Regions from separate parts of the Homo sapiens genome. Here regions 1 and 3 are each linked to region 2. The links are chromatin loops, found by intact Hi-C in ENCODE. Cell type or tissue: heart right ventricle. All regions are shown on one strand. Links, peaks and the distances in the headings refer to the core of each region. The heading gives the core; the rest is flanking DNA.

Region 1 (10,754 bases), core at 1,922-9,921, 290 kb after region 2:
CAACTCACCCCACAGAATGTTTCTTTCTTTTTAATGCCCCAAACCAAAATCAATAGCTTTTATTAACAGACAACATCTTCTTTCTCTTTCTTCCTTCCTTCCTTCCTTCCTCCCTCCCTTTCTTTCCTTCCTTTTCTTTCTCTTTCTTTTTCTCTCTCTCTCTTTTTCTTCCTTGCTATCTTTCTTCTTTTTGACCGAGTTTCACTCTGTCACCCAGGCTGGAGTGCAGTGGCAAGATCTCGGCTCACTGCCACCTCTACCTCCCTGGTTCAAGCGATTCTTCTGCCTCAGCCTCCTAAGTAGCTGGAACTACAGGCACACGCCACCATACCCGGTTAATTTTTGTATTTTTAGTAGAGACAGGGTTTCATCATCTTGGCCAGGCTGATCTCGAACTCCTGACCTCGTGATCTGCCTGCCTGGGCCTCCCAAAGTGCTGGCATTACAGGCATGAACCACCACACCCAGCCACAACATCTTCTTTCTATACACTGGTTTCTTATATGTGATCAGTACTTGGCTGTGCCTACACTTTCTGCTCACTGACCATAATGGATGCTTCACTTGAGTATTTAACCCAGAGCTCAGCCACATTTCCCCCTCCAATTTCCCTGTGATTTAAGTAGCCTGTCCAGACATGCTCTAACCGCAGGTGCCCACAGTGCTGTCCTGCACCTCGGTTACTCTTGACTTCATGGCCACAACAGACAAACAGCAGCTGAACCTAGGATCGTGGCAACTTAGAATGTCTGAGTCAGTTTCTATTACGTTCACAACTATGGAGATGGTCGAAAGGACAGATAGCGTTCAGTAGGCAGTTGGTTTGGGGTGGCCTGGGCAATTTTTTCACTATATCAATATTCAAGAGATTTAAATTTTTTTAATTTAAAATTAAGATAATATGCCTACAGTAAAGTTCACTCTCTTTAGTGTACAGTTGTCAGATTTTGACATCACGTACAAGTCATGTAACCACCACTATAACAAGATGCAGAACAGTTTCATCATCTGGAAATGTTCCCCCATGCTCCTTTGTGGCAGACACTCTATTCTAAAACACTCCTTAGGTGATTGTGATGGGCAGCCATGCAGGGGAATCGCTGATATGGCGCCAAACCTTTTATAAATGGAAAAGTTACGTGACTCGCCCGAGATCATGCTGCTTGACAGCTGGGGCTAGGACAGAACCTAGGTCATCGTTTCTCAGTTTTACTTTCTTCCAACACACACCACTTATTCTAAAGTATCCGGGTCCACAGTGGTTCCTCCAAGTAAAAACATACATATGAAATAAACAATAAACAAAAATAACCACAAACTGAAATGAAGAAACCCCAAATTAAAACAGAATGAAATAAAACAACCACAACAGATAATCCTGAGATTCCTTAAATTTACCTGAATATACTCAGAAGCAATAGCAAGATAGGAAAGAATGATTGTACCTTATTTCCAGCACAAAATGCTGTTCTTTTCTTTCTTTTTGTTTTTGCAAACACTGTGTGTCCTACCCAGTGCTAAAATACACCTATGGCAAGTCACCTCTAGGTATAATGTGCAGAAAACCGAGAAACTGTAGGGAAATTAAAAACTTAACTCCACAACTTAACTTCCTTCTCTTATTATGCCTCTGATCTGGATAATGAAAAGAGGCACACTTGGAGAAAAACATGCTGCAAATATCTGAGGGTGACTGGCAGACAGTCCTGATCCAATTATGGCCCTAATGATCAGCCTATAAATAAAGCAGCTTTGCCTCTTTTAGATGAGCTTCCTAAAGATAGAAGTTATTTTGTCTTGAGAAGCTCACAGCCCTACCCAGGGGATGGGCCAAGTAAGGCCACAGAAGTTTGAAACCCTCTGTGTTTTTCCAGGGAAAACCACCAGAGCTTCAGGTGGGTGTGCCCACATATGGCAGCACAACGTGTGGGAAAGATCCATCCTGGGGGTAAAGAGCATTTGCTGCTTTGCTGTGTGTGTGCCAGAAGCCAAAGTCAAGAATCACTTAAAATCCTAGGCATGGACTCAAAAGAGAACAGCAAGCAAGAGTCATCACTTCCAACAATGTGAACCTTTCATGAAGTCTGAATTAATTTTCCACCCGGAGATTATTTTTTTTTTTTCATGTTCTCTCCTGTCTGTCCCTCTGCAGGAAATGCCCCAGGAGGGCTCTCCATTCCCATGGGTCTTTAGGTGTTTCACAGAACCTCAGGCCTAAATCCTAAGCAGTTTGCTTTTCTTTCTTTGGTCTGTAATGCTACCAGCCCATTCCTGAGGTTAATGGTGATCTTATAAAGCCATGGCGGGAGACCTTTCTGTGACCTTGAACACAGAGTTGTATTCACTGACAATTAACTTCCCAACCACGTGCCTGGCTCTCTCTGGCATTCAAGTACTGTACCTGGATGCTAGCACCAAACTACCAGGGTCTAAATCCTGATTCCACTATGTTTTTTCAAAGCATGTTAGTGGACAAGCTATTTAGCCTCCCTTGGGTCTCAGTTTCCTCATCTGAAAATTGGGTGCAATCATATTACCAACCACAAAGGGGGGTTGTATGAAAATGAAAATACCTAGCAAAGTGAACACTATTATCTTGGGGAAACTTGAAAAACTCTAGTCCATCCTGGCTTCCTTAAGAAATACTGTATCTGAAGTATCTCTTGCTGGGGACAGGCAACTGAGAACAAACAGTTACAAAGAATTTATGAACAATCTTAAATATTTAACTTAAAAATCATTTTTGTGATGCTTCGCCAAACTATTTAAAAATATATAAAAATGAGCAATTTGCCCAGAATTTTAAAGAAAATGGCTAAAGAAATACTCTTCTGAATGCCCATATGTTTTTGCTGTTATTCAACCTACGAGGCCACATCACCATTCCCAACATTCCTGTCAAACTAGGGGTGAATTTTAGAGCATCAGAGTTTAAAAACAGAGCATTTTTCCCCATTGTCCTTGCTGCCATTAACTGTGCCACACTGGACAAATGTGTTCTCCATCTGTGCTGATGAGGAGCACGTATGTGACTATTATGTTTGTGCTACTTTTAATTTCCCTACAGTTTCTCAGTTTTCTGCACATTATATCTCAAGAATACCTAAAGAGGCACCTGTATGGAATGAAAAGCAAAACTTGCCCGTCTTCAGGCTCTGCTCCTTCTTCAAAGTTGGTTTGAGAAGGGGAGAATCTGTTGTGCTATCAAAGCCTGGCAATTCTTGGTGAGGATGTGTCTCAAGAAGCAACACGTGAGACAACTGTGCAGGATGAGCTCTGCACTCCCTTTTTCACCTGAAATTTCTTGCATTGCATCTTACACAACAACAGCATAGAGAGATGTGTGAAAAGTTTCAGAAGTGTCCTACAATGGACACAGCTCTGCCAACAACTAGCTATGTGACCCTGAGTAAGAAACATAGCCTCGCTAAGTCTCAGCTCTATCAGCTGTCAAATAATTTGCACGACTATTCCGAGTGTTGACTAGCATATATAAAGTATTGGTACATATAAGTGCTTACAAAGTGAACTGTTTATTATTATGAGACTCCAACTCAGTCCACTAGCATCAAGCACCACTTCATAGGTATCAAGAGTTTTAACTACGTAAAAAAAAAAAAAAATCTCTGTGTAGTTAGGTTCTTTCTGCTCTAACACAAGGGCAGAGCTAAGAGTGAACAGCTCCCAGGCCAGATCCACCATAAAGAGCTCAAGGGAGGGTTTTGTTTTTGTTTTTGTTTTTATTTTGCAGTGGAGATTGCCACATATGAACAGACAGTAGCAAATAAGCATATATTACAATTTAATTGTTCAAATATGTATTTAGAATTTCTGTATCAAGTAATATCCTTTTCAGAAAGAGACACAAGAATTTATTAGCTAGATTGAAATGCCTTTTAAAAAATCATCATTGATTTTTTAAACCTTAAAGGACTTGTTGCTTTGTTTTTTCCATTTTCACTTCACTTCGGTCTTTATTTGATCAGACTACAAGCTAGTTGGAGCTGGTTTTCTAAGAGCTAGTACACCTTCCTACATCAACATGGAAAAGTTAATTAATCATAATAGCTGTTTGAGACATTGTGTATGCACCAAGTGAGAAGACCTGTTTGCTCAGTCAATGCCAAAGACCCATGTTTTTATAGTAAGCCGGTGGCTGGTACACTTGTTTCTATATTCTCAATATCAATATTATCTGAATTCCTTTAACCTGGCCAAGCAATACAGAAGAGACAGGAATTCCAGGACAAACAGACAAATTGGTATAGTATTTAAATGCACGGGTGCCCCAGCTAATAAATGAGATATAAGATCAATGTATTGCAGATGAACAAACAAGTCTAAAACTAAAACTATTAATGACGAATCCTGAGTACTTATTCAAAAATAAAATTCTGTATCTCTTGGGGTTTATTCGATACTATCTGAAGAAAAGTATAACATTCATGCTATAGAAGAATGAGAAAATTACTTGGAGGAGAAATCTTGTCTATAGTCAATTACAGAATTTCTCTGGCATGTTACTAGGCTCCACAAAGAGCTGTCAACAATTAATTTGACACATGTGGGATCATCTAACTTTCAGTGCAGATATTCAGTATGCTAAATGTAAGACTCATTGTCATTACAACTCCACAAAAGCTTATTTTGCAGGAATTACAGATGTAGGTGTTCATCAAAGTGAGCAGAGTGGTGAAGATGAATATATGTTTCCAGCTCCTAAAGGAGCCCAAATCATGTGCTGGGAGATAAGGCCAACATAGAAATGGCAAAACAAGGAAGCAGGAAGCAGGAATAAAACTGGTGGAGAAGGCCATGCATGGTAGCTCAAGCCTGTAATCCCAGCACTTTGGGTGGCCAAGGTGGGTGGATCGCCTGAGGTCAGGAGTTCAAGACCAGCCTGGCCAACATGGTGAAACTCCATCTCTACTAAAAATATAAAAATTAGTTTGGCATGATGGTGGCCGCCTGTAATCCCAACTACTTGGGAGGCTGAGGCAGGAGAATCTCTTGAACCCAGGGGGCAGAGGGTGCAGTGAGCCGAGACTGTGCCATTGCACTCCACCCTGAGCGACAAGACAGAAACTCCGTCTAGGGGAAAAAAAAAAAGGCGTTGGAGAAAGTAAAAACAGGCATTAATCACACTTTTTCAGAATCTATCAAAATCCTTTAAAAGTTTGTACCTTTTACTCAGTAATTCCATATTTATAGAAATTTATAATAAGAATGATTGTCTAAAAATTAACATACGAAAATATTTTAAAGAAGTACAAATACAGAAATATAAAAATATTTGTTTATATTATTATTATTAATTTATGCAAATATAAAAACATTTATAGCAAGGACAAAGTAGAAACAATTAGAATTTCAAACAAGCAGCAATTAGTTAAATAGTGTCACATCCTGAAAAGGAATGGCATACAACCTAGAAAAATTATGCTTCAGGAAAATATTTATTGACTTGAAGAAAATATGATATATGTTTAAGGAAATAATATGAAATATAGAACACCCTATACTGTACAATATTAATCATATAACATCCATAAATAAATATAATAAAACATATGATCATACCCTCTATACTTCTGAAGGACGCTGGATGAAGATGATGACAATGAACCATTAAAGGGATTTCATCTCCTTTTCTGGCTCTGTGAGCCCTGAAAACCAGGGACATAAATTTCAGAAAGACTACATTATTATTATTATTATTATTATTTTTACTTTAAGTTCTGGGATACATATGCTGAACGTGTAGGTTTGTTACATAGGTATACCTGTGCCATGGTGGTTTGCTGCACCTGTCAACCCGTCATCTAGGTTTTAAGGCCCTCATGCATTAGGTATTTGTCCTAATGCTCTCCCTCCCCTTGCCCCCCACCCCTCAGCAGGCCCCAGTGTGTGATGTTCCCCTCCCTGTCTCCATGTGTTCTCCTTGTTCAATAGAAAGACTACACATTTTTTTTACAGATACTAAATGACTACAGTAGTGTCACCTTCTTAGCTCCCAGAGTAAATAGATAAATTTAAGGTCATGAAACACGTGCAAAAAGGAGGCCATAAAAGAATAGCCCAATGTACTCCTGACATCGTCATCTCATCAAAATTAATTTTGTACTGCAGGAACAATGTTAATTACCATGACGTTTAACTGGAAAATAAACGCGTTATTTAAAATCTAGGACATCTGTTAGGAGCACAAACTTAAAAAGTAAGCAGGCTAAGGGAAATGCCAAGAGTGTGCCCAGCTCTTGCCAAAGAGATCTTTCACCTTTATGTACAAACTCAAGTTCACGCTGATCTTTGATGCAATAAAAAATGTACTGTACACTGTGAGACGAATCACCATAAACATTGTGGACTGTCATCCTGTGGAAGTGTGGGAGGCCACCTGTTCTCTGTACAAAGGACACAGACGCTGGTGCTGGGACCTGAAACTCAGACGAGGAAGAGAACTCAATAGGGACGCTGTCCCAGACCCTGCCCCAGGCTGATCTTTGGTGCAATAAAAAATGTACTGTACATCGTGAGACAAATTACCATAAATATTGTGGACCGTCATCCTGTGGAAGCATGGAAGGCCACCTGTTCTTTGTACAAAGGACATAGATGCTGGTGCTAGGAACTGAAACTAAGAAGAGGAAGATAACTCAATAGGGACGCTGCCCCAGACAAACGTCAAATCAGCCAGGACAGCCCCAGATAACACAGTTCTCTTATTGCTCAATCTCCAGGGACATTTGCCCAAAATTAGAGCCCACAGCCAAATACGTGGAGGCTAGGGAAGGACACTGCACTATAGGCTAAATGACTATTATCTTTGGCCTTCCAAGTCATCAGTAACTTTCCAAGGAGAAGAACTGCGAAAGAGCAGGAATATTACTACACTATTGACAGTGGTGCCGTGAAAAGCTGCAGGCTGTTAAGATAGAAAGACTTGATCCAACTCAGTCATTTATCAGCTGTTTGAGGACAAGTGTCTTGTCCTCTCTGAATACATTTTTGGATCCATAAAACTGTGAATTATATCTCCTTGGCAAGGTTTTAGGAGGATTAAAAGAAATGTTATAGGTAAAATGCCCAGAATAAATGCCTAGCATACAATAGAGGTTTAATAATAGACAAACTCTATTTCCCTTTTTTCACCTTCTTTTTTAGGTATAGTTCTATTTATTAGTTGCTTTAAAACAGCAAAAAAGTGAAGGAGGAGGAGAAGAAGGAAGAGAACAAAGGGAATTATTTTAGTGGGTTCAGACATTATAAAAATTGTCTAATAAAATAACAGGTTACTACCAACTCTAGTTTATGTCTAGGTGCCAGTTAATGCCATCTCTCTCTCTCTCTCTCTCTGTGTGTGTGTGTGTGTCTCTTTGCAAGAAGCTGTTTGCAGATTGTTCAACTGCAAATATTTCTGTGCATGTGTTTTGTGTTGACTTTCACGTGTTCATTTTTATTTTGTTAATAGAATTAAGAAAATAAAACCTGGAAACCAAATTTCTAGGCATTTTCTAGAGATCACAAGAAACTTGAGACCTGTTGTCAGTAGAACTATATCAGAACCACCTGAAGAGATGGTTTAGTTTCATTTAATTAATTTGCATAAAACAAATGCACAAGGGGAGATTGAGAGAAAGCATGTGTTTGCAAAAGGGTCCTAGATCAGAAGACCTACACGACACATTCATTCGTTTAACAAATATTTGTTGGGAAACTTTCACAGGACTGTGCTAGGGACGTGGATATTTCCCACGCTGCTAATTGCACATGGTCTCCTAAGTGAGGGCTGCAAAAGCCCAGAGTCACTTTTTAGCTGCTCTTCTGCTATTTTCCCAATAAGCGTCAGAGTGGGGACTAACCAAACCAGAAGTTTCCAGAATGTAATGCTCCATAGCTTGTAATGAGCAGGAACTAGAATGAACAACTGCATGTTAGTCACTTTTACAAGCAATGAGGACTACAGACCATGCAGCAATATAACAAAGTGGTGGCTTGTTCTAGGGAAGACACAGTGAAATACACTCACCCAGCTTGAGATACATGTGATGATCTAAAATCATGACAAAGTGTGTTTTCATGTTACCTATCCCTCATCTGAACGCTCATACAATGAACAGCTGACCCTCTACACCAGTGGAAGATTTTTAAGCAAGGTGAGATATTTCTACACAACACTCACCCATTTTGTGAAGAAAACTTCTGTACGTTGTCAAAATTTCTTATAATTATACCTAGTTTCCTGCAACTAGAAGTTGTCAGCATAGTAGTCATGTAAATCGCAGTTAACATTTTCATGGATAGAAAATTTATCTGGCCTATTTGTACCATTCCTTTGGTCATTAAAGTCTGGCTCGCTATTTCTGTCTTTAGAAATATGTTACCCTGTCTCCCTTATCTGTTTTAGTAGTATGTTGTAGCAAGAGTTTTCATTAAAAGAAAACAACTGCTATGATTTGATAAGATGGAAAAGAAGAGTTAGGAATAGTCACAGTCTCAGAAATAATTCTTGCTTTTCTTTACTTTTAGAATTTTTTTGATGGAAAAATAAGTAAAAAGAAGACATTATAAAAAATTAGTCATAATCCTAATCACTTTGTGTCCGGAATTGGTGGGTTCTTGGTTTCACTGACTTCAAGAATGAAGCCACGGACCCTCGCGGTGAGTGTTACAACTCTTAAGGTGGCGCGTCTGGAGTTTGTTCCTTCTGATGTTCAGATGTGTTCAGAGTTTTTTCCTTCTGGTGGGTTCGTGGTCTCGCTGGCTCAGGAGTGAAGCTGCAGACCTTCGCGGTGAGTATTACTGCACTTAAGGCAGCGCATCTGGAGTTCTTCCTTCCTCCGTTGGGCTTGTGGTCTGGCTGGCTTCAGGAGTGAGGCTGCAGATCTTTGCGGTGAGTGTTACAGCTCATAAAAGCAGTGTGGACCCAAAGAGAAAGCAGTAGCAAGATTTATTGCAAAGAGCAAACGATTAAATCTTCCACAGTGTGGAAGGGGACCCGAGCGGGTTGCCACTGCGGCTGGGGCAGCCTGCTTTTATTCTCTTATCTGGCCCCACCCACATCCTGCTGATTGGTAGAGCCAAGTGGCCTGTTTCGACAGGGTGCTGATTGGTGCGTTTACAATCCCTGAGCTAGACATAAAGACTCTCCACGTCCCCACCAGACTCAGGAGCCCAGCTGGCTTCACCCAGTGGATCCCGCACCGGGGCCACGGGTGGAGCTGCCTGCCAGTCCTGTGCCATGCGGTCACACTCCTCAACCCTTGGGCGGTCGATGGGACTGGGCGCCATGAAGCAGGGGGCGGCGCTCGTCTGGGAGGCTCAGGCCGCACAGGAGCCCATGGAGGGGGTGGGAGGCTCAGGCATGGCGGGCTGCAGGTCCCGAGCCCTGCCCTGCGGGAAGGCAGCTAAGGCCCAGGTGAGAAATCGAGCGCAGCGCCAGTGGGCCGGCACTGCTGGGGGACCCAGTACACCCTCCGCAGCCACTGGCCAGGGTGCTAAGCCCCTCACTGCCCGGGGCCGGCAGGGCCGGCCGGCTGCTCCGAGTGCGGGGCCCGCCAAGCCCACGCCCACCCAGAACTCCAGCTGGCCTGCAAGCGCCGAGCGCAGCCCCCGTTCCCGTTCGCGCCTCTCCCTCCACACCTCCCTGCAAGCTGAGGGAGCCGGCTCTGGCCTCGGCTAGCCCAGAAAGGGGCTCCCACAGTGCAGCGGTGGGCTGAAGGGCTCCTCAAGTGCCGCCAAAGTGGGAGCCCAGGCAGAGGAGGTGCCGAGAGCAAGCGAGGGCTCTGAGGACTGCCAGCACACCGTCACCTCTCAACTTCACCTAAAATACTGTTAACATTTTGGTGTATATAGTTCTGGCTCTGTACATATACAAATTGATATATATTTCCTTTAGCTATATATTTCCTTTAACTCAGGCAGGGTCACACTGTCGTGTTATATATCCTATTTCCCCACATTATTCAATGTTCTTCTATGTTATCGTTTTTAATGGCAGAATAGTACTCTACTATATTATGAGTATTTCACCAATTGAGGCAAATATGTATGGACTCAGGAAAAATAATGCTTTTAGAGCTTCAACTTTTAAACCACTTTCCCCGCATTTGGTTGTCTTGGGAGTTATAGTCTCAGCTGGTGTCTGAGTCTGTGCCTCTGCTGTCAGCTAACACATAGTCAGTCCCCAGGGTTAGACTTCTGGGAATTAATGGAGCTCAGGACTCTGGAACTATCTGGGTCACCTATTGTCATTTGGAAAAAAGAAAAGTACAGCATATGTTAGAATATCACTTCCTTCTGCCCAGAGTGAGATGAAGAGTGTGAAATTTAGGAGTCGATTTTCATCATTCAATGAATATTTACACAGTCCCTGCTACATGCATCAGTCATCCTTCTATTACACATGCTGGAGATGCCCTGGGGAACTAAATGCTCTACACTTTTGGAGCCCATGTTTTGATAGATTAACAATTTTGAAAAATTAAAAAAAAACAAAAAGCAGCCTCAAATCGTTTTCGATGATGTTGTTGTTGCATTACAATGGGGTAGAAATCATGTACTATAAATATACCTGTATTAGACACTATCACAAAAGATCTAAGATTCTTTGGTAACCTCAGACTATTCCATTTTCTAGTGAAGATATTATATTATCTGTATATCATACCTTACCTAAAAGACAACAGTGTCCAGAAAAGATATACTCTAACCTTAATTATGGAATAAAAAGGACACCTTAGTACAGGTATTTT
Region 2 (10,754 bases), core at 1,500-9,499:
AAATTTTAAAAAACAATAAAAACATTACAAAATAAAACAAAATAATATCAGGGTGTGCTCGAAGGAAAAAAAAGAATAATATATAAATGTTTTTTAAAAAAAGCAACAAAGATAATACTCAGGATAGGAAAGTTCTTCTAAATATAAACTTTTGTGTAAGTTAGGGTTCTCCAGAGAAAGAGAACTAATAGGAGAAAAACGTAGATAAAGATATGGACATAGACATAGATATAGATTTATTATACGGAATTGGCTCACCCAATTATGGAGGCTTACAAGACTCTAGATCTACAGCTGGCAAACTGCAGACCTAGGAGAGCTGATGGTAGAGTTCCAGTCTGAATGCCGGCAGGCTCAAGACCCAGGAAAAGACTGTTCCAGTTCAGTTTTTTTTTTTTTAATTTCTTTTTATATAGACATAGGGTTTCACCCTGTTGGCCAGGCTGGTCTTGAACTCCTGGGCTCAAGTGATACGCCTGCCTAGGCCTCCCAAATTGCTGGGATTATGGGTGGGAGCCATTGCATTCGGCCCCAGTTCAGTTCTGAAAACAGGCAGGCAGGAGGAAATTCCCTCTTACTTGCAAGCGCTTCAGCCTTTTTTGTACTTTTCAGGCTTTCAGCTGATTGGATGAGGCCCGCCCACGCTGGAGAGGGTAATATACCTTATTCAATCAGAGACACCTTCATGTACACACTTAGAGTAATATTCGATCAAATATCTGGCACCCCGTGGCCCAGTCGCGTGACACATAAAATTAACCACCATGTAATCCATTTTGATTAGTTTTTCTCATCCCTTAGTCAGGTATACCTCACAGATTCTTCCAGAATGGGACTCAATCAATCAGCATATTTTTACTGTGTATAAGGCACAGTAGCTTCTAAAGTATTTTTAGAGATGTTCTTTGTTCTGAAGGAGCTGATAACATAGTTAGAAACACTAAACAAAACCTTAATTAAAAATATATTAAAAAGGAATAAACAAAAACTATAGCAAGGCCAGGGGTGATCAAGTACATGGAGACAAATGAATGTTGCAGACAAAGTGATTCTATGGAGTAAATGACCGGCATGTATTGGAGCAGAGTGAGCAGAACTCAAGGAAGAAATGGTTCTCAGAGTAAAGGATGTGGATGATTTTATTAAGCATGGGGAAGTACTATATTTTGAAATATTAATTTGTGCATTTTCTAGGTGTGCCATTTCCTCTTCCTGCAGCTACAGTGAAGCAGAAACAAAGGCTCATAGAAAACACTGTCCTATCAGCTAACTGGGTTGCTCCTTAATAAAATAATTTAAAAAAAGAAGAAGAAGAAAACACCATCCTAAGCGGGAACATTTAGGGTTCATGGAGCAGAATTTACCTCATAGTTTAAATAAAATTGGGCCTGGCCAGGCATGATGGCTCACGCTTATTATAATCCCAGCACTTCGGGAGACCAAGGCGGGCAGATCACCTGAGGTCAGGAGTTCAAGACCAGCCTGCCCAACACGGAGAAACCCCTCTCTAATAAAAATACAAAAAATTAGCCAGGCGTGGTGGCACATGCCTGTAATCCCAGCTACTTTGGGAGGCTGAGGCAGGAGAATCACTTGAACCCAGGAGGCGGAGGTTGCGGTGAGCCGAGATTGCGCCATTGCACTCTAGCTTGGGCAACAAGAGTGAAACTCCTTCTCAAAAGAGAAAAAACAAAAACAAAAACAAACAAACAAAAAAAACTGGGTCGGGAGAAGGGAGAGGAGAGGGCTGGTGGGTCACTGGGACTGCAGAGGACAGAGCTGGAGAAGGATGGGGAGCAAAAGAGGGATGCTCCAACTCCAGAACCAGGGAGCTGAGCAGAAGCAGATTTGACACAGGCTTTTGTCTAATAAGGGCCTACAGGAGCCACTCTCTGACAACCTTTGAATAATTGCTCATTCTTTCCCCACCTACTCATTGCCTGTGATTGCTTTCCATGTTTGGGTGCTAAACTCCTGCAAGTCCATAGTCTACCTCACTTCCAATAGAGTGAGGGGGTCATGAACATCTTATGAGGATGAGTGGTGTCCTGCAGGAACCTCTGTTCAAAGTAAGACCCAATACAACCAATTGGGAATTCCCCTGTGAGTGAGGACATTGGTGGCCACACTGTCCCTAGGTACGTACATACAGAAAGAACTAGTATCAAATATATTTAGAATGGGCCTTTTTTTTTTTTTGACAGAGTCTTGCTCTGTAGCCCAGGCTGGAGTGTGGTGGCGCAATTTTGGCTGACTGCAACCTCTTCCTCCCAGGTTCAAGTGATTCTCATGCCTCAGCCTCCTGAGTAGCTGGGACTATAGGCACGCACCACCACACCCAGCTAATTTTTGTATTTTTAGTAGAGATGGGGTTTTGCCATGTTAGCCAGGCTGGTCTCAAACTCCTGACCTCAAGTGATCCACCCACCTCAGCCTCCCAAAATGCTGGGATTACAGGCATGAGTCACCACACCTGGCCAGAATGGCCCAATTTGAATAGTTCTTAAGTACATAAAAAGTGCCACTGATAATTGAACTGTTAACCCACCTGCAGAGTTTGGCCCAGCAGGGCAGATACTATGTTCAACCACATGTAAAGGCTTAAGATTGCATGTAGACACATCTTTGGTAACCACTTTAATCTCTTTTACCAAATCAGATAATGCTATTCTTTAAGGATTTCCCCAAAGGATCATCACCATATGGCTGTCCTAGATAAGTGAAGAAATTACCATGTAGTGATATGACCAACACAGGGATTCAGGATTGAAATGGTAGGATTGGCTTGTGCAGAGGATGGTTTAATAGATGCCAGCAAGCAGAGAAAGAAGAATTGAGAAATATGCTTGTCCTTTATTTGCTGCTGGATCTGTAGTGTCAGATTCCAGCCAACTGAGAGTATTCCTGGCTTCAGTGATCATCCATCCATCCATCCATCCATCCATCCATCCATCCATCCATCCATCTGTCCAACACATATTTACTGAATGACTAACTATGTATTAGGAATTCATCTATGAGCAGAAATTTAGTAGTGGGGAACAAAGATAAAAATCCCTGCTCTCGTGGTGCTTATGGTTTAGTGAGGAGAGCAAGATAAGAAACAAAATAAGCAGAGTAGGTTATGGAGAAAAGAAAATGAGAAAGCAGCATGGGTAGTGCTACAGTTGGTGGAGAGAAGGCTCCTCTGGAAAGATGACTTTGAGTGAAGGCCTGAAGGACCATGGCATGAGCCATGTGGATAACTGGGGAAAAGCTCCCACAGGGTGATGGCAGGGACAAAGACCCTGAGCTACTTTATGGCACATAAAGGCTGATCGATTTGTAACAGCAAATGACACATGACGAGCCTTTGGTTAAGGTAAATATACATCCCCTCTATGTTTAAGATTATTTTCTGCCAGAAGATGCTGAAGCTAAATATTGACCTAATTTTTTTCTATGTATTATGTTCTTCTTTGAAAATAGAGTACTACGTCATTCCAGCCTGATTGGCAGTTTCTCTAATACTGAAAAGGGATGTGCCAACTGCCACCTAGGAAGTTGGTGGTGAAGCAGTCAGTGACTACAATTTGTGATTGCCTATTGACAAATTAAGACTGAAATTGTCATGACTTGACCTCCTGCTGATGTAAATCCTTAATTACCAAGAGTGTCAAGAAAACTCTTTTCAGTGTCCTGCGCCCTTTCTAATGCCCCTTATTAAATATACATAGCTTTGCATTCTTCCATGGGGTCAACACTCAGCATGCCTTGACTTTTAACTGGCACCATTAATCAACGTGATGTTAATCCAGGATGAACAGCTATCACATTAGGGCGAGTGATAAGAACCAACCATGTTGTTTCATGGATGAAGGTAACATTTTCTATGCAGGGTTTAGTCATTCCTTATGAACTTCACTTCCTGCAAAGGTCTCATGAGACCAGTAGCTCATTTCACAAGAGCTATCTTCAAACTCTTTCCTCAGCCTCACTCTTATTACTACAGTACAATAACGGTTGGGCCTTCAACTAAGTGGACATTTGAGATCTTCATATATCTAAGACATTATATCATACTTCACAGCAAGAGACAGTAAGTCTTCATTTAAGGCCAAATTTCTGGTGTTAGTGGAGAATTCAGTTTGAATGCTTTTATTCATGGAGCTAAAATTGCAAACATATTTTATTTTATTTATTAAGAGACAGGGTCTTGCTCTGTCACCCAGGCTGGAGTGCAGTGGCAGGATCATAGCTCACATAGCCTGGAACTCCTGGACCCCCACGTAGCTGGGATTACGGGTGCAAACCATTGTGCATGGCTTAAAATTGCAAACACATTTGTCTTATCATATTTGTAGTCTGTACTTCAGAGCAAACTAGGATAGAAACGAAGGGAAAACTCAGCCATCTTTACGGTGAGCCAACTTAGGGGCCTATCAGACTCTTCAGTTGGTAATGCAAATATCAGTGAGTGATTTTATAATTTCTTTATTTTCTTTTCTTTTTTGAGACAGAGTCGCACTCTGTCCCACAGGCTGGAGTGCAGTGGCACCATTTCAGCTCACTGCAACCTCTGCCACCCAGGTTCAAGTAATTCTCCTGCCTCAGCCTGCTGAGTAGCTGGGATTACAGGCATGAGCCACCAAGCCCGGCCTGATTTTTGTATTTTTAGCAGAGACAGGGTTTCACCATGTTGGCCAGGCTGGTCTCAAACTCCTGGCCTCAATTGATCTGCGCACCTTGACCTCTCAAAGTGCTGGGATTACAGGCATGAGCTGCTGCATCCGGCCTGATTTTATAATTTATTTCTTATGGTGCCTGGCATATTTATGAAAAACTTGTCTTATGTAAATCACACTTCTGGTTCTTCACAGATTCTCTTCCTACCTGTCCCTTCCCTTTTTCCCCAGGAGCGAAGCATTTCTATGTGTGTGTCTGCACGTGTGCGTGAGAGAGAGCGAGAGAGAGAGAGAGAGTGAGAGAGACAGAGAGAGAGAGAAGGGGTAGACAGAGTTCTGAATCAAGACAAGACATGGGTTTCTGTCCCCACCCCACTACATGGTTACTGGCCATGCCCCTCTCCAGCCTTCACTTTGTCTCTCTGTCTCAATTTGCTCATCAGTAAGAGGAGGACACCTTTTTCTTAATAGGGGTTTGGTGGGTATAAAACGAGGTGATATATGTGAAAAACTTAAAATCTATAATGATTAGCACAGCTTTAATACATCGCTCATCACCTGTGCAGGTCTGGAATCAGCTCCTCCGGGTGTTACCCCAGGATGGCTACGCACCATCTTTGGGAAAATCATTTCAAAAATTGTTTCAGTTACTCCACCTGTGCAAGGAGGGTAGGTATTATGCAAATGTGCAGCAACTGTCTGATCACAGCTCACTAAATAGTAGTATTACGGTTTACAGGGGATGTGGAGAGTGTGCCAGGTTTGAAAACGTCAGAGATCCAGAAACCCAACCTCAAGCTGTGCAGAGAGCCTGGGACTAGCCCAATGGTGTCGTAGCCTCCTGTCCCCAGGGGCTGCAGCTGAACCTTGAAGGGGACCCAACCCTTTCCTGGCCGGGGTGTGGACACATTGGCCTTGGGCAGGCGCTCTTAGGGCAGGCGCCAGGGTGGAGTTGGAGCAAGGCTTCTTGGAGAACCCCTCCCTTGGAAATGAATTCCAGTGCCTAACTGCAGATTTCATTCATTTTAACAAAGGACTACTCCTATTCAGTTTGATTAAAATAGAATACAGACTTCTTAGGAATTATCAACATACATACTTGCCACACATTCGCATACGTGAGAAAGAAGTTAGGATTTGTAGTGCAATGCCTGGAAAGCGTGCCCTTCGCCCAGGTATTCCATATCAGGCCTGCTGTCTGCGAAAACGGCATTCAAAATGAAAGACCAGTGCACATCATAGAGAAAATTTTTTAAGCCAAGACATTTCCTTTTTCCAATCTGTGCAAATTTATTGAACGCACTTAAAATAAAGAGCATTTGGCAAAAACTTTTTTATTATGATCTCTTAGTAAATTAATCATCAGTTACTTATTGAAAGTGTGTCTGCTGGTAGTCAAGCAGGGCTAGATAATACCAAAATAATATATTTGAGCAAGCATTTATTGAATAGTAACAGGCACTGTGCTTGGCATTAATGAGATGAAGACATGGATCCTGTCCTCTAAAAGCTTAGAGAGTGGTTCAGGATGGAGTAGGTGGGGCGTAGCAAATAAATGTTTTCAACACATGAATGTTGTGCTGATGAGAAAGCAGAGGCAGTGGGAACCAGAGAGGAGCTTCCAAATCTGGACGTTCAGAGAAGCCTGCCCTGGGGCTTGGGTTGAGTCTCAGAGGATGAATGGGAGTTGGCAAGCAAAATTGACGGAAGGGTGGGGAAGAGTTCTGTGGTTGGGTGAATAGGAAGGGCAACGTCACAGAGACGTGAAATGACATTATGCCTGCAAATAAATACACAAGGAAAGTCTGAGGCAGACTATGGAGGAAGACGAGCTGGGAGAGAAAGGTAGGCAAAATTAGGCCCCAGAAGGCATCTATGCCGTGCTAAGAAATGTGGACTTTGGGTCTATTGGTGGTCAGAAAAGGCTGAGAGAGTGACTTTGAACATAGCCTCATCCGTTGGCTGGGCATGGTGGCTCATGCCTGTAATCCCAGCACTTTGGGAGGCCAAAGAGGACAGATCACTTCAGGCCAGGAGTTCGAGACCAGCCTGGGCAACGTAGCAAGACTCCCATCTCAAAATTTAAAAAATTATAAAAATAAACATAAAAAAATTTAAAAATGAACATAGCCCTGTCCTCAGAGGATCTAGGGATTATTGAGATAAAGCCCATTACACCCTTAAGTGTAAAGGAGTGAATGTCAGAAAGGCCAACACCTAGGAAGGTTGCATTGACCTTAATAGCTGACAAATGGTAGCTTCTGCTTGCAAACATTGCTTACATACAATGTTTGCTAGTAACTGTTCATTAAAGAGTTTAAAAATATTTTTTTTCCCTTTTAAGAAAATGTATTTATTTATTTATTTATTTAGAGACAGGGTCTCACTCTGTTACCCAGGCTGGAGTGCAGCGGTGCGATCTCTGCTCACTGCAACCTCCACCTTCTGGGTTCAAACGATTCTCCTGCCTCAGCCTCCCAAGTAGCTGGGATTACAGGCACGTGCCACCGTGTCTGGCTCATTTTTTTGTATTTTTAGTAGAGACAGGGTTTCACCATGTTGGCCAGGCTGGTCTTGAACTCCTGACCTTAAATGATCCGCCCACCTCGGCCTCCCAAAGGGCTGGGATTATAGACGTGAGCCACAGCACCCAGCCTTTAAATTTAATTTTAATTTTTAATTTTTATTTCTTTTATGAGGGATGGGGTCTTGGGCACTGTCACTCAGGCTGGAGTGTAGTGGTGAAATTATGGCCCACTGCAGTCTTGACCTGCTGGGCTCCTGAGCAACTAGGACTACAGGTGCACACCAACACACCTGGCTAATTTTTCAAATTTTTTGTAGGGTCTCGCTGTGTTGCCCAGGCTTGTCTCAAACTCTTGGCCTCAGGTGATCCTCCTGCCTCAGCTTCCTAAAGTGCTGGGATTACAGGCATTAGCCACTGTGCTTGGCCAACTACTAACCTTTCTTCTCCAAATTCCAGCTCCACATTTCTTTTTTCAATTTTTGAGACAAGGTCTCATTCTGTCACCCAGGCTGGAGTGCAGTGGTGCAATCTGGCTCACTACAACCTCTGTCTCCAGTGCTCAAGTGATACTCCCACTTTGGCCTCCGGAGTAGTTAGGACCACAGGTGTGCATCACCACACCAGGCTAATTTTTGTATTTTTTTTTTTTTTTTTTTTGGTAGAGACAGGGTTTTGCCATGTTGCTCAGGCTGGTCTTGAACTGCCAGGCTCAAGCTATCTGCTCGCCTCAGCCTTCCAAAGTGCTGGGATTGCAGGCATAAGCCACTGTGCCCAGCCCAACTTCACATTTTTATGTTACTGGGTTAGATTACTTTAACGCAGTTAAATTTAAAGTTTAACTTTTAAATTTTCATGTTAGAAATGATAAGCCGGGTGTGGTGGCACATCCCTGTAGTCCCAGCTACTCAGGAGGCTGAGGCAGGAGGATTACTTGAGCCAGGGGTTCGAGGCCAACCTGGACAACATTAACGTAGTGAAACTCCATCTCTAATATAATAAAAATAAAAATAAAAATAAAAATGATAGCCCAGACTAGGATAAAAAGATAAAGCTGCTCTCAGCCACAGGGAAGCACATCTTTTACATACACTCTTTTCCCTGGGCTTCAAGCAGAAGAACTGATAGAAGACAACTCCGTATTTTGCCACAGGTACAAGCTACATAAGGCGGATCCTATGATGGGAAGCTTTGTTTTAATTTTTATTCCAAAATCCTTTTATTCTCCAACTCAAATTTTCAATAGGCTGGGCGAGGTGGCTCACGCCTGTAATCTCAGCACTTTGGGAGGCCGAGGCAGGAGGATCACCTGAGGTTGGGAGTTCAAGACCAGCCTGACCAACATGGTGAAATCCCGTCTCTACTAAAAATACAAAATTAGCTGGGTGTGGTGGCACATGCCTGTAATCCCAGCTACTCAGGGGGCTGAGGCAGGAGAATCCCTTGAACCTGGGAAGCGGAGGTTGTGGTGAGCCGAGATGGCACCATTGCACTCTGGCCTGGGCAACAAGAGTGAAACTCCATCTCAAAAAAAAATTTTTTTTTCAATAGATAAACATGCATTTTGTTTCAACAATTATGGCAAGGCATTGGGCTGGCTATCAGAGATGCAGCAGAGAGCAAGACAATAAATTGGGTTCATGCCTTCCAGGAGTATAAAGACCAGTGGTGACAATTCTTGGAGAATGAGATGGACTCAGGAAAGTAAACGAGAATTGCACTAGGCATACCAAGCACCATGAAGGGAGCACTATATTTGGGAGCATATAATGAGTGCAATCCTAGACTGGGTGACAGAAAAGGCTTCCCTACAGGAACTGATATTTAAGCTGAGAGCTGGAGGATATGTAAGACTGAGCCAAGCAAGCAGAAGGAGGAAGCGTGTTCCAGGCAGACGGACAGCGTGAGTGAGTCCCAAAGGCAAGTGGGAATGGGGCATGTTCCAAGAATTCAAAGGAACTCCTGTGGCTGGAGAGGAGTGTAGGGGAGAGGCACACTTGGAGGCGAGGCCAGGGAGAAAGGCGGGTCAGTGAGGGAGGTCATTGGCAGCCACGTGATGCAGCCCTTTGCGTGCTGTTATGAAGACGTGGGACTTCAAAATTCTTTCCTTATTTTATACTCTAGGACAGCCACTGTCAGAGAGATTAACTGGCTTTTCTAAAATCAACTATCAGGCTGGGCATTGTGGCTCATCCCTGTAATGTCTGTAATCCCAACACTTTGAGAGGCTGAGGCAGGAGGATGGCTTGAAGCCAGGAGTTTGAGAACAGCCCTTGCAACCTAGGGAGGTCCTGTGTCTACAAAAAATAAAAACATTAGCCAGGTGTAGTGGCACACAGGTGTAGTCCCAGCTGCTCAGGAGGCTGAGGTGGGAGGATCACTTGAGGCTGGGAGGTTAAGGCTGCAGTGAGCTGTAATTGCACCACTGCATTCCAGCTTGGGGCAATAGAGTGAGACTCTGTCTCAAAAATAAACAAAATATCAAAAATCAAATGTCTGTATATTGACGGACCACTGTGTCTTCCTTGGGTTTCCCCAGAGCAGATCATTACACAAGGATTCAATTATTTGGGGGATTAGCTTACGAAACACCAGCAAGGAAAGGGCACAGGAAACCCAGTTCCTGTTTAGTTCTGGTTTGAAGGCCACGGTAGGGGTGGGGTGGGGATATTCATTGTCTGGCACTTCCAGTCTGCTGCCTGGGTGGGGACACTGGGTCCAGAGGCAGCTCTCAGGTGAAGGAATGCAGATGTGGAGAGTTGGGCATTTGGAATGGTGGTCTGCATGCACTGAGTGGCCAGGGCGAGGGGACACGGGCCGGGCACTGAGTTATCTGCTGCAAACAGTTCTATGGCTCTGATTCTGAGCCCCTACACCACACTACATTGGCTGGATTTGACTTGAATTCCACCTGACTAGCAGGTGAAAGATGCTTACTTGATGGTGGATAGAACCAGAAAAGTCACATAACATTCTAGAACTCTGTGCCGAGGCCCCGGCAATACCTCAGGTTCTAGGCCTCTGTCTCCTTCGTCACAGCATGCACTTCCCATAATTCTTTCCTTCACTTCGGAGTCTTAATACCAAAGGAAGACACGCCATTTTGAGCAGCCTATTAATTTGAAAGTGTCAAGTGTAACTAGGGAATAAATGAGACTCCTCAAAATGAGAGCTTAGTGAGGCATGAGGTAGTGAGCAAGGTCAAGCGCTTAGCTTAAAACAGCTGGATTAATTAGGGTAAAGTCTTTGGGCTTGGGATTTGGGGGCCTTTCTGACTCATGCAATTTTTCCAGAAATGAATGGGTCATATGTTTTGGGAATCTGATATTTAATGACAAGTTTTGGGGTTAAAAAAGTTCACAGTAAGTTTATGTTAGCAATAATTGTCCTTGGGGAGATTTTGCGGAGCAAGGGAAAGAGAGATGTTGGTTCTCCTTTCCTTCCTAGCTTTTTGCCCTCATCAAACATTTATAGCTGGAGGCCCTGTGAATTTCAATATCAACATCATGGTTCAGGTGCTCAAGGATTTCATAGTCTGTGAGAAGACAGACACACAGATAAACGCA
Region 3 (10,754 bases), core at 1,565-9,564, 72 kb after region 2:
CTGATTCAGTTCAACCTATAATAGATGTTGTCATTCTCTGGGTCTTGCAATCCTTTTGTAGTAAATGCCCGGCCTGAGAGAGGTGATTTATTAAGAGAATGCTATCAGCATCAGATGTCAGTTTTTTTATGTGCATGGAGTTTCATTACCAGTTTTGCCATTTGCTAGTTAATATGACTTGCAGGTGCAGCTGGTGAAATGGCTCTAGAAATGGAATGTAATTTCTGTGGCCGATCCAAATCTTTCAACCTCCTGATTTGTTTATCGGAAACCAAAACTGTTAAGAAGAAAGTTAAAAAGTAGGGAAAAAAATTTTAAAAAGCTATCATTTGTCATAAGTTCCAAAACAGAAGTCTGTGTGTGTGTGCATGTGTGTATGTTGACCAAATTTATTTACTTATTTATTTAATTTTTTTGAGATGGAGTCTTGGTGCAGTGGCGCGATCTCAGCTCGCCGCAACCTCCGCTTCCTGGGTTCAAGCGATTCTCCTGCCTCAGCCTCCCGAATAGCTGGGATTACAGGCGCATGCCAGTATGCCTGGCTAATTTTTGTATTTTCAGTAGAGATGAGGTTTTATCATGTTGGCCAGGCTGGTCTCGAACTCCTGACCTCAGTTAATCTGCCCACCTCGGCCTCCCAAAGTGCTGGGATGACAGGCATGAGCCACAGCACCCAGCCCCAAAGTTAAACATAACTAATTAGAATCAGGTGAATGTGGATTATGGGTGTTCATAGTTGGTAAAAATTAAGTTCATCAGTTTCACAGTCCATGCCAACCGTTCATCAAAGACAACATCTTCACAAATAATGTTACTCTCCCATCTGTCTTAGAAAGTTTTCCTCAGCCAGGCGCAATGGCTCATCCCTGTAATCCCAGCCTCCTGGGTGATTGTGACAACCTTTTAAATCTAGATAGAGGAAGCCATGTTCTCACAGCTCTTGCATTCTCCATGCCTGCAGACTTAACATCATGTGGATGCCACCAAAATTTGCTGTTTGCATCTTCTGAAGCTGTGGCCTGAGCCACACCTGGGCCTCCTCAAGCCATGGCTAGCACAGCCAAGGGGTGCCGTGCTGGGATGCAGAGAGCAGAGACCTGAGACAGCCCTGGGCAGTAATCCAATGAAGGGTGTCCTGGGTCTATCCCCTAAAACCATTTTGCCCTCCTAGAGCTCAGCCTGTGATAGGAGGGGCAGCCTTGGAGATCTCTGAAATGCCTCTGGGGTCTTTTTTCCCATTGTCTTGAGGAACAGCCCATGGTTTCCTTCTATCTGTACTAATCTCTTCAGTAAATGGTTGCCTGGCCACATCCTGGCATGCTTTATAGTTTTTTACATGGCCAGGCTGAGAATTTTCCAAGTTTTTCTGCTCTGCTTCCCTTTTAATTATAAATTCCATCCTTAAATAATTTGTTTTCTCTAGCATCTTACTATAAGCAGTTAAAAGTAGCTGTGCAGCAGCTTGAGTGCTTTGCTGCTTAGATATTTCTTCTGCCAGATAGCCTAGATTGTCACTCTTAAAATCTGCCTTCCGTAAAGCCCTCAGGCATGGACACAGTGCAGCCAAATTCTTTGCTATGTTTTAACAAAGATGACCTTTACTCCAATTTCTGATATGTTATTTCCCAGTGCCCTCTGAGACCTCATCAGGATTGCCTTTACTGTCCATTTTTCTACTGACAGTCCAATTGTGACCACTTAAGCAATCACTTAAGAGTTTCAGATTATCCCTAATCTTCTCTTCTCAGCTCTCACCAGAACTGTCCTTAATGCTGCATTCACAGAAATACAGGCTTTTTTTCTAGCCTATTTCTCCAAATTCTTTCAGTGTCTACCTATTACCCAGTTCCAAAGCTATTTCCACATTTTCTGACATTTATTCTAGCAACAATTTCACTTCTTGGTAGCAATTTTCTGTCTTTGTTTTCTGTTGCTATAACAGAATACTTGAGACTGAGTAATTTATAAAGAAAAGACGTTTATTTGGCTCATGGTTCTGGAGGCTGGGAAGCCCAAGAGCATGGTGGCAGCTTCTGGCAAGGGCTTTAGTACCACATCATAACATGCCACAGAAGCAAAAGGGCAAGTGAGCATGTGCAAAAGAGATCACAAGAGTGAGCCAAGCTTGCTTTTGTAACAATCTGGTCTCAGTAGAACTAACTAATTCTTTCATTAATGGCATTAATCCTTTCATAAGGGCTCTGCCCTCATGACCCAATCAACTCTTAAAGGCTCCACCTCTTAATATTGTTACATTGACAAGTTTCCAGCACATAAACTTTCGGGGGATACATTTAAATCATAACATTGCTATATACTGAAGACTGAAAACCAGAGGTCTACACACATCAGGTAATTTGAAAAATAATGAGCTGAATCAGGAAACCAGCTGGCCAGCAAGTATCCAGTGTGAAGAGGTGGTGGTCACGCCCTGCCTGAAAATCTAGAGGCTTTGTACCCACCACCTTCCCACAGCCAAAATGTGTGGTTGTCACCAAAAGAAACAGCTACATTGTGGCCCTTAGGACTAGTCCTAATTTGAGGCACCAGGGACTTTAAAAGCTGTGGTCAAACACTCACATCCCAAGCATTGAACTACTCAAAATGCTTCTTCAGCACTAATCCTGAGTTCTGATTCTGTTAACTGGGCTTGTAGCTATTCCAGACACCCAGACTGATGAGGGCCCCAGTCCCCATAAGGGTTCTTCATTTATTTCCAGTGCATAATGCCTTGCTTCCGAATCCACTTAGCCTTCAGTCCCTGTAATATTGGGGTGTTGCTTTGATTGTACCTGCTCTCCACTCACCCTGCAGGTACTAGAGTCCTTCTCTGAACCATACACAGAGGTCCTGTTCCTATTCCCTAATGACAGAGTTTCCCCAAAGCAAACAAAGTTCTTTGTTTACGAATTGACCAGCTCTTGAATTCTTTACTGCTTGTTAGGTCATCTGATGCCAAATGCTTACCTAGACTCCTGAAAGTTGGCTTTTGTCTACTTCCAGAAACCCCTCAGGTGAAGTAGTTCTGAAATTTTAGTGTGCATCAGAGTCCTCTGGAGGGTCTGTTAAAACACATATTACTGGGCTGCAACCCATGAGCTTCTGATTCTGCAGGCTTGGGGATGGGGCTAGAGAGTTTCCGTTTCTAATGTGTTCCCAGATGATGCTGGGACCTGCACTTTGAGAACCACTGCAGGCCTGCTAACAGATTGTTAGAATAAATGTTCTTTTTTCCAGGAGGTAAGCCTGTACCCATCCTCTAGGAAGCAAGACTGATTCATGGTCCCAAGGCCTCTGATTTTTCCAAATCTGATTTCAGTTTTTGAGGTCATATCTAGCCTGATGAAAGTTGGCTATATATGAACAATCTACCCTCTTCAGTATAGTGGCTATTTGACTGAATTCATTCATGAATTCCACTTTCAAACTACTTTGTAGATACAGATGCAGAACTATATTTTTTGCAGGATATTTCCTTTTGCAAAGAAGAAACAGGGCTGCTTAAAATACATTATGAAGCTAACCTAAATTACAGAGTCAGTAACATCATTGCCATTTCCTGAGCCTCTAGTATATAGCCAGCTGTTTCACATATGCATCATTCAAAGTCCTGGTAGAAAAGATATTCCATATTTCCTCTTGGTAATTTGATGAGAATTCAACAAAGAAACGGTTTACAAAGTGTGGGTAGGGTTTAAGGAAACCACAAAGGATGGCATAGCACCCCAGGGCGAGGAGGAGTGGGACCCTAGTGCTGACAGGAGTGAGGGTAGCTGTTTAGAAGAAGGCTGCCTGTGGGCTGGGCACAGTGGCTCACGTCTGTAATCCCAACACTTTGGGAGGCCAAGGCGGGTGGATCACCTGAGGTCAGGAGTTCAAGACAAGCCTGATCAATGTGGAGAAACCCAGTCTCTACTAAAAATACAAAATTAGCCAAGCATGGTGGCACATGCCTGTAATCCCAGCTACTTGGGAGGCTGAGGCAGGAGAATTGGTTGAACCCAGAAGGCAGAGGTTGTGGTAAGCCAAGATTGTGCCATTGCATCCAGCCTGGGCAACAAGAGCAAAACTCGGTCTCAAAAAAAAAAAAAAAAGAAGAAGAAGAAGGCTTCTTTTGTAGGCTTCTGTGCATGAAGCAGCTGACCCACTGCCTGTTTCTCCAGATTCTTTCAGCATCTACCCATTACCCAATCCCATAGCCACTTCCACATTTTCAGATATTTATTCTAGCAACAACTTCACTTCTTGGTACCTGTTTTCTGTCTTTGTTTTCTGTTGCTATAACAGAATACTTGAGACTGAGTAGTTCATAAAGAAAAGACATTTATTTGGCTCATGGTTCTGGAGGCTGGGAAATCCAAGGGCATGGCAGCAGCTTCTGGCAAGGGCTTTAGTACCACATTGTAACATGCCACAAAAGCAAAAGGGCAAGTGAGCATGTGCAAAAGAGATCACAAGACTGAGTCAAGCTTGTTTTTGTAATAATCTGGTCTCAGTAGAACTAGCTAATTCCTGCATTAACAGCATTAATCCATTCATAAGGGCTCTGCCCTCATGACCCAATCAACTATTAAAAGTTCCACCTTTTAATATTGTTACATTGATAATTAAATTTCCAACACATGAACTTTTGGGAGATACATTTAACCTGGCAAGGAAGGAGCTTGGAGAGTAAATTTCTGAATCTCCCTCTTCTCTCAACTCTGATCATCCTCTGGTGCCTCCATGGGCATATCCCATAGAAAGTCAGGTGGCAAGAGAACTTGTTGAAGCCATTCATATGGGTCAACCTCCCAAGACATAGCACTTATCAAAAAGGGTAAAACAACCAAGTGAGGTGGCTCACACCTGTAATCCCAGTACTTTGGGAAGCCAAAGTGGGAGGATCACTTGAAGCCAGGAGTGTGAGACCAGCCTAGGCAACACAGTGAGACTCCACCTCTCCAAAAAATAATTTGAAAATTAACTAGTGTGGTGGTACACATTTGTAGTCTCAGCTACTTGGAAGGCTGAGGCAGGATAATTGATTGAGCCCAGGAATTTGAGGCTCAGTGAGCTAGCATTGTGCCATTGTACTTGCTCTGAATGGGAGACAGAGTGAGACCTTGTTTCTAAAAAAAAAAGGGGGGGGTGGGGGGAGCAGACATGGTGGCTCACACCTGCAATCTCAGCACTTTGGGAGGTCAAGGTGGGAGGATCACTTGAGCTCAGGAGTGTGAGACCAGCCTGGGCAACATAGTGAAACCTTATCTCAATTAAAAAAGAAAGACTAAAAAGAAGTAAGGAAGGAAGGAAGGAAAGAAAGAAAGAAAGAGGAAGGGAAGGGAAGGGAAGGGAAGGGAATGGGGAAAGAAGGGTAAAGTGTGAATCTGGAGGGATCCACACAACTTGTTACTGTTATGCAGACCTTTATATCAGCCAAATCAGGAAAACACTATTCTCAGCTTACAAGCTCTGAGGGGCTAGGTAGCCTACTTTGTTAACATGGCAAATAGGCTGTAGAGCAATTCACCAGTCCCCTTCATTTATCCTAACCCCATTAGAAGAAGGGGACTGAAGAGAAGAGACACCTCCCCAGAGAACCAGGGACCCTCCCCAGGTTCTGTGTTTCTGTCATCCTGGGAATGTTCAGCAGCATAGAGAGCTTCATAGCATGTGCTTCTGAGAAGCTGGGACTAGGCGGTGTGTTGTTGGGGGTTCTGGGTTTGTTGGGAGAAAGCCTGGCTTCCGATGCTCAGCGTTTCCTCTAATTGTGCAGCATCACTGCACAGACCAGAGGAAGGACATATGTATTCCCTGGGGTCTACGAGAAATAGCAAAAAGGCCTGACGTAGATTAAGCCTTGCTTCCTTCTTCTGGTACATTGGTACATGTCACTCCCTTCTTTGCTAGTCAGTCACTGACTTTCTGTGAATATCATCAACAGTCAGTCGTTATTTACCAAATGCTATCGTGTACAGGGCTGGTATGCAGGTCTCACATTTTTCATTGTAAATAATAGTACTTGTGAAACCTTTGGTTCGAAGATTTCGATCTTTGTCATCAATTACATCTCAGAATAATTTACTTGATGCTTATTAATGATTTCAGCATTCTTGGGTGAAAGGCATTATACATCTTTTATTTTTCTCTACGGATGTAGAGTTGAAGGAGAAAGATTTTGCAAGTTGACATTTTTATTTTTTGCAACACTGAACGTTTCACTGCCAAACATGACATGAGTACCTTAAAAAAACCCAAAGTAACTGTTCTAGAAGTTCAAACACAAGTTATTCAGCAAAGTGCCTTCTGTCTGCCTGTGACCTTTGTGCCAAGGTTTAAATTCAGCAAGCAGAGAAAGGCTGAGAAAAATGATCTAAGGAAGCTCTCTTTATGGAAGGAAGGGGAGGGATTTAGAACAGGTTCAAATGTCTTCAGAAGCAGAGCAAAGAAAGAACTGTGTGTGAGGGGAGTGGGGAGGCTGGCGAGGAAGACTAAGGACCCAAGAATTGGAGGATCCCAGGGCACTGTGAAAACTCTCACCCATCTGTAGGGCAAATTCTCTTGACTGCAGTTAGTTCAAGGAGGGTGAAAATAAGATCGTGGCAACACATGATGCAACCTGTGTCTGCTTTTCCTAGTCAACAGTTACCTATCCAGGCAGTGAAAAGTGTGGCGCTAAAGCTTATCAGCATCACAGCAAATGCAAACCTTAGAGAGAAGGGAGCGAGCAGGTAACAGCAGGTGCAGGGAAATTTAAGACACTGCAGAGCCCACATTATGAACACATAATGATCATGTGGGTGTCTGCTTTATCTCTGCTGTGGAACATTGTGATAAATTATTAATAAAATGGTTTGTGTAAGCAGTGATGAAAAGGAGACCTATTTTTGCCCAACAAACTGAAGCAAATTGGAGGCAAGGGGTTTTTACTTTTCAGTCAGAATTTTGAAAATACATTAAAAACAAATATGTAAATGGTATCTGTGCTCTTCATAAATTCATAAATAAAAGGGAATAAAAGAACAAAGCTTGAATCAGAACAAATATCTCTAAGTAAAGTTAGCTAAGGAAGTGTGGTGTTTCTGATATTTAGCCATACACCCCATTGACTCCAATGCCGAAGATAACTGTTTTTTTACTCTTTTATTTTTTTTTTGGAAATGGGGGTCTCACTATGTTGCCCAGGCTGGCTTTGAACTCCTAGCCTCAATCAATCCTCCCACTTCAGCCTCTCAAGTAGTCAAACGTTAATTTGAAACTATCTTGAGAATGTGACACAAAGATGCTGAATTTCTTTAAAATGCATGTGACAATTGCTACGGAGCAAGACATCCGGGGAACTTCCTTTTTTGGAGTGGGGATGGGGGGGAACATCTGTGTACACATCTACACATCTGTGGTTCAATATAATTGGGTTGTTTCTTTTTGCCTTTTACTGACATACTGTTGTGAATGTTGTGATACAGCGGAAGCTGTCAAGATAAGACTCCTTCACCACCAGGGTTTCACACAGGCTTTACTAGAAAGGACTGCCTGTGGCCTGCGCCGCAGAGGAGGGACCCAGAAAAGTGCACATGTGCTCAGTCTATCCCCACCCATTCATTTTCTCTGCAGGGTCTGTATTGGACCTGATGTCACCACCGTGTTGTTCTGAGTCAGATTGGATGAAATTCCTTTACTGGGACTTCGCTGAGACTAATTGGATACAGTGTGTTGTTCTGACTTAGAAAACACATTGCTCGTAATTCTGATATTTATTACCAAAGGACTTCCAGGAAGAGTTTGTGAATCAGTTACTAGAACCTGAGGACTCATGCATATGACTATGTATGTATTTATGGTTCCGTGATATGGAGTTCAAAACCAAGCAAGCACTCTGAGGTCTCAACTTCCTGAGTCCTACACTGCATGTAGGACATTTCTTACTGTGGACTTATGAGTCCATAAACCTTTATTGGCTCCATTGCTGCTTTGCTGAGACACCTCCCACCGCTGTTACGTTCTAGAACTTGTCATTCATCTTATTTCTAGCTCAGTTTACTACTCCATAACTAATGGCTGCTAATATTTACTCACTCCTGAGTGGTATTAAGAGATTTCGAACATGTAAAATGATATATTTGAAAAGCATCCAGAAAATATTGTCATGTTTGAGAACTTGAACAAGATCAGTGTGGAAGAGATGGGAGCAGTTTGGACAAATAGCACCGATTCCATGCACCTATTACTTTAAGTCAGTTACTCAGCTTAAAGAGACTTGTTTTTAAAGGCTGGAGACCAAGAAAAAATTGTTTCAATGTTGATTGATCCATAGAAGCATACAGGGAAGTGGTTGAGTGCACTAACTTTGGACATGCACAGATCTGAGTTCCATCTCTGATTCTGCTGCTTGTCAACTGTGTGTCCCTGGTAAAATCGGATAACCTTCTGAGCTCCAATTTCCTTATTTGAAAATTAGAATACCAACTTTAGGCAAGGCGCCAGTAATCCCAGCATTTTGGGAGGGTGAGGTAGGTGGATCACTTGAAGTCAGGAGTTTGCGAACAGCCTAGACAACATAGCGAAACCCTGCGTCTACTAAAAATACAAAAATTAGCCAGGTGTGGTGGTGCATGCCTGTAATCCCAGCTACTCAGGAGGCTGAGGCAGGAGAGTCGCTTGACTTGGGAGGCGGAGGCTGCAGTGAACTGAGATTGCGCCACTACACTCCAGGTGGGGTGACAAAGTGAGACCCTGTATCAAAAAAAAAAAAAAAAAAGAATACCAACTTTAGAGGGTTGTAAAGACTAAATAATATGCATAAAGGGCTTAGCAGAATGCGTGGCACACAGGCTCAATCAATACATGTTCCGCGGACAGCTCTCAGAATGAATAACTGTATCATGCTAATTTCACAATTTGAGGATGAAAGATGGAAAGGAATCTAAAATAACACAGATTTTAGGACAAGGTTTCTGATTAACCTACTGATCACATCAGAATAAGACAATGTTGCTTTGATTTTTTCCCCTCAATCCTTCAGAGGTTATGGTTTTGGGGTTTTTTGTTTGTTTTTGGACACAAGGTCTCCCTCTGTCACCCAGGCTGGAGTGCAGTGGTATGATCACAGCCCACTGCAACCTCGACCTCCTAGACTCAAGCAATCCTGCAACCTCAGCCTCCTCAGTAGCTGGGACCACAGGCATGTGCCACCATACCTAGGTAATTGTAAAATTTTTTTTAGAGATGAGGTCGCACTATGTTGCCTAGGCTGGTCTCGAATTCCTGGGCTCAAATGATTCTCCCGCCTCGGCCTCCCAAAGTGCTGGGATTACAAGCATGAGCCACCGCATCTGGCCTGTTTTTTAACTAAAATCTAGAGGTTCATGACCACATTACACTGCTGGAGAACCTCATTTTAAGAACAAGCTGTTTTCCAAGAGTTTGGTTGCCGGTAGGCTGTTTGGAAATTAAAAAAATATATATTTCAAATAGAAACAATGTTAAAATTGGTGAGGACATCCTCAGGCAAGGCTAGGCCATAGCATTATATATACATATACATAGCATTATATATACACATAACACTAGGGATACAATGTAGCTGAATTGATGTAGCTGTAGTGAGTTGTTCCTCTCCCAGCCTCCTGTGGACAGAACTCAGAGGTACATTCTGTTTCTTTTCGTTTCTTTTATTTCCTTTTTTCCTCTCCTTTCCTTTTTTCCTTTCCTTTTCTTTTCTTTTCTTTTTTTTTTTTCTGAGACAGAGTCTTGCTCTGTTGCCCAGGCTGGGGTGCAGTGGTGCAGTCTCAGCTAACTGCAACCTCCACCTCCCAGATTCAAGCAATTCTCCTGTCTCAGCCTCCTGAGTAGCTGGGATCCCAGGTGTGCATCACCACACTCAGCTAATTTTTGTATTTTTAGTAGAGAGATGGGGGTTTCACCATGTTGGCCAGGCTGGTCTTGAACTCCTGACTTCAGGTGATCTGCCCATCTCAGCTTCCCAAAGTGCTTGGATTACAGGCGTAAGCCACCACGCCCCAGCCCTCATTCTGTTTCTAACCTGCTCAGACATTTATGTCTCTCCTTCACTTTTGGGACTCAGATTCCCTGGCATAGGAATCTGGACACCACCTTTTTTTTCTTCACCAAGCCCACATGGCTCCTTCAGTCACCCCACATCTTGTTTCTTCACATGCCTCAGCCTTTGCACAGTGCATTCTTGCTGCCTAGAAGGCCTTCTCTGCCTCCTGTTTTCCCTTTCCCCATACTTCACCTGGAAAAACTTCAACTCATCCTTTCAACACAAGAAACTGCCCCCTCTTCTGTGTTTCCATGACTTCGCACACCTTCACTATAGCATGGGTCACACTGATTAGGGATAACTGGGTTGAACCCCCACCCCTGCCCTGCCAGTCCGGGGACTTTAGCTAGAAACTGTTTGATTTGTCTTGATATAACCACTGCCTAGACTAGGTCACTGGCCATATAATAATAATAAGGAAAAAAGGGTAACAATAACAAACATTTTTAAGTTGCCAGGAACAGTTCTTTAAACGTCTTCTATAGATTTACACATCTGATTTCTTTGGAAAACCTAAAGAGTGGAAACTTGTTTTACAAATGATTAAGCTGAAGCATACAGCAATTAAGCAACTTGCCCGAGGTCGCAGAGCCAGTAAGTAGACTGAGCTGTAGAGGCAAATAGCTGACATATAAATCCAAGCATTTTGGTTCCAAGCTGAAATTCTTGTCTATGAATGACCGAATGCATACATGTTAGATGTTGGCTG

What was found. A loop is a pair of places that touch in the nucleus more often than their neighbours do. Peaks named below come from ENCODE experiments on the same cell type or tissue, not always from the same donor. Only the 100,000 strongest peaks of a DNase experiment are listed, where the experiment ranks them.
Region 1: it touches region 2 in a loop (2.5-fold over the local background); 6 of 110 quality-filtered maps call a loop at or near these places.
Region 3: a loop joins it to region 2, with 2.0 times the contacts of the local background. A loop is called at or near these places in 8 of 110 quality-filtered maps.

The regions. Positions count from the first base shown.
Region 1 is chr6:134,624,293-134,635,046 of GRCh38, forward strand. No RefSeq gene overlaps it. Among named protein-coding and RNA genes, the nearest start is that of LINC03002, 90 kb to the left of the region's middle. In heart right ventricle, for the core only: no CTCF peak of the experiment used is centred there; DNase peaks (open chromatin) are centred at 6,589 and 8,979.
Region 2 is chr6:134,336,851-134,347,604 of GRCh38, forward strand. The region is part of intron 1 of LOC105378009 (a long non-coding RNA gene); the gene reads right to left. Among named protein-coding and RNA genes, the nearest start is that of SGK1, 24 kb to the left of the region's middle. In heart right ventricle, for the core only: no CTCF peak of the experiment used is centred there; DNase peaks (open chromatin) are centred at 5,531, 6,351 and 9,161; H3K27ac peaks cover 6,053 bases.
Region 3 is chr6:134,409,227-134,419,980 of GRCh38, forward strand. No RefSeq gene overlaps it. Among named protein-coding and RNA genes, the nearest start is that of LINC01010, 23 kb to the right of the region's middle. In heart right ventricle, for the core only: no CTCF peak of the experiment used is centred there; a DNase peak (open chromatin) is centred at 5,708; H3K27ac peaks cover 2,519 bases.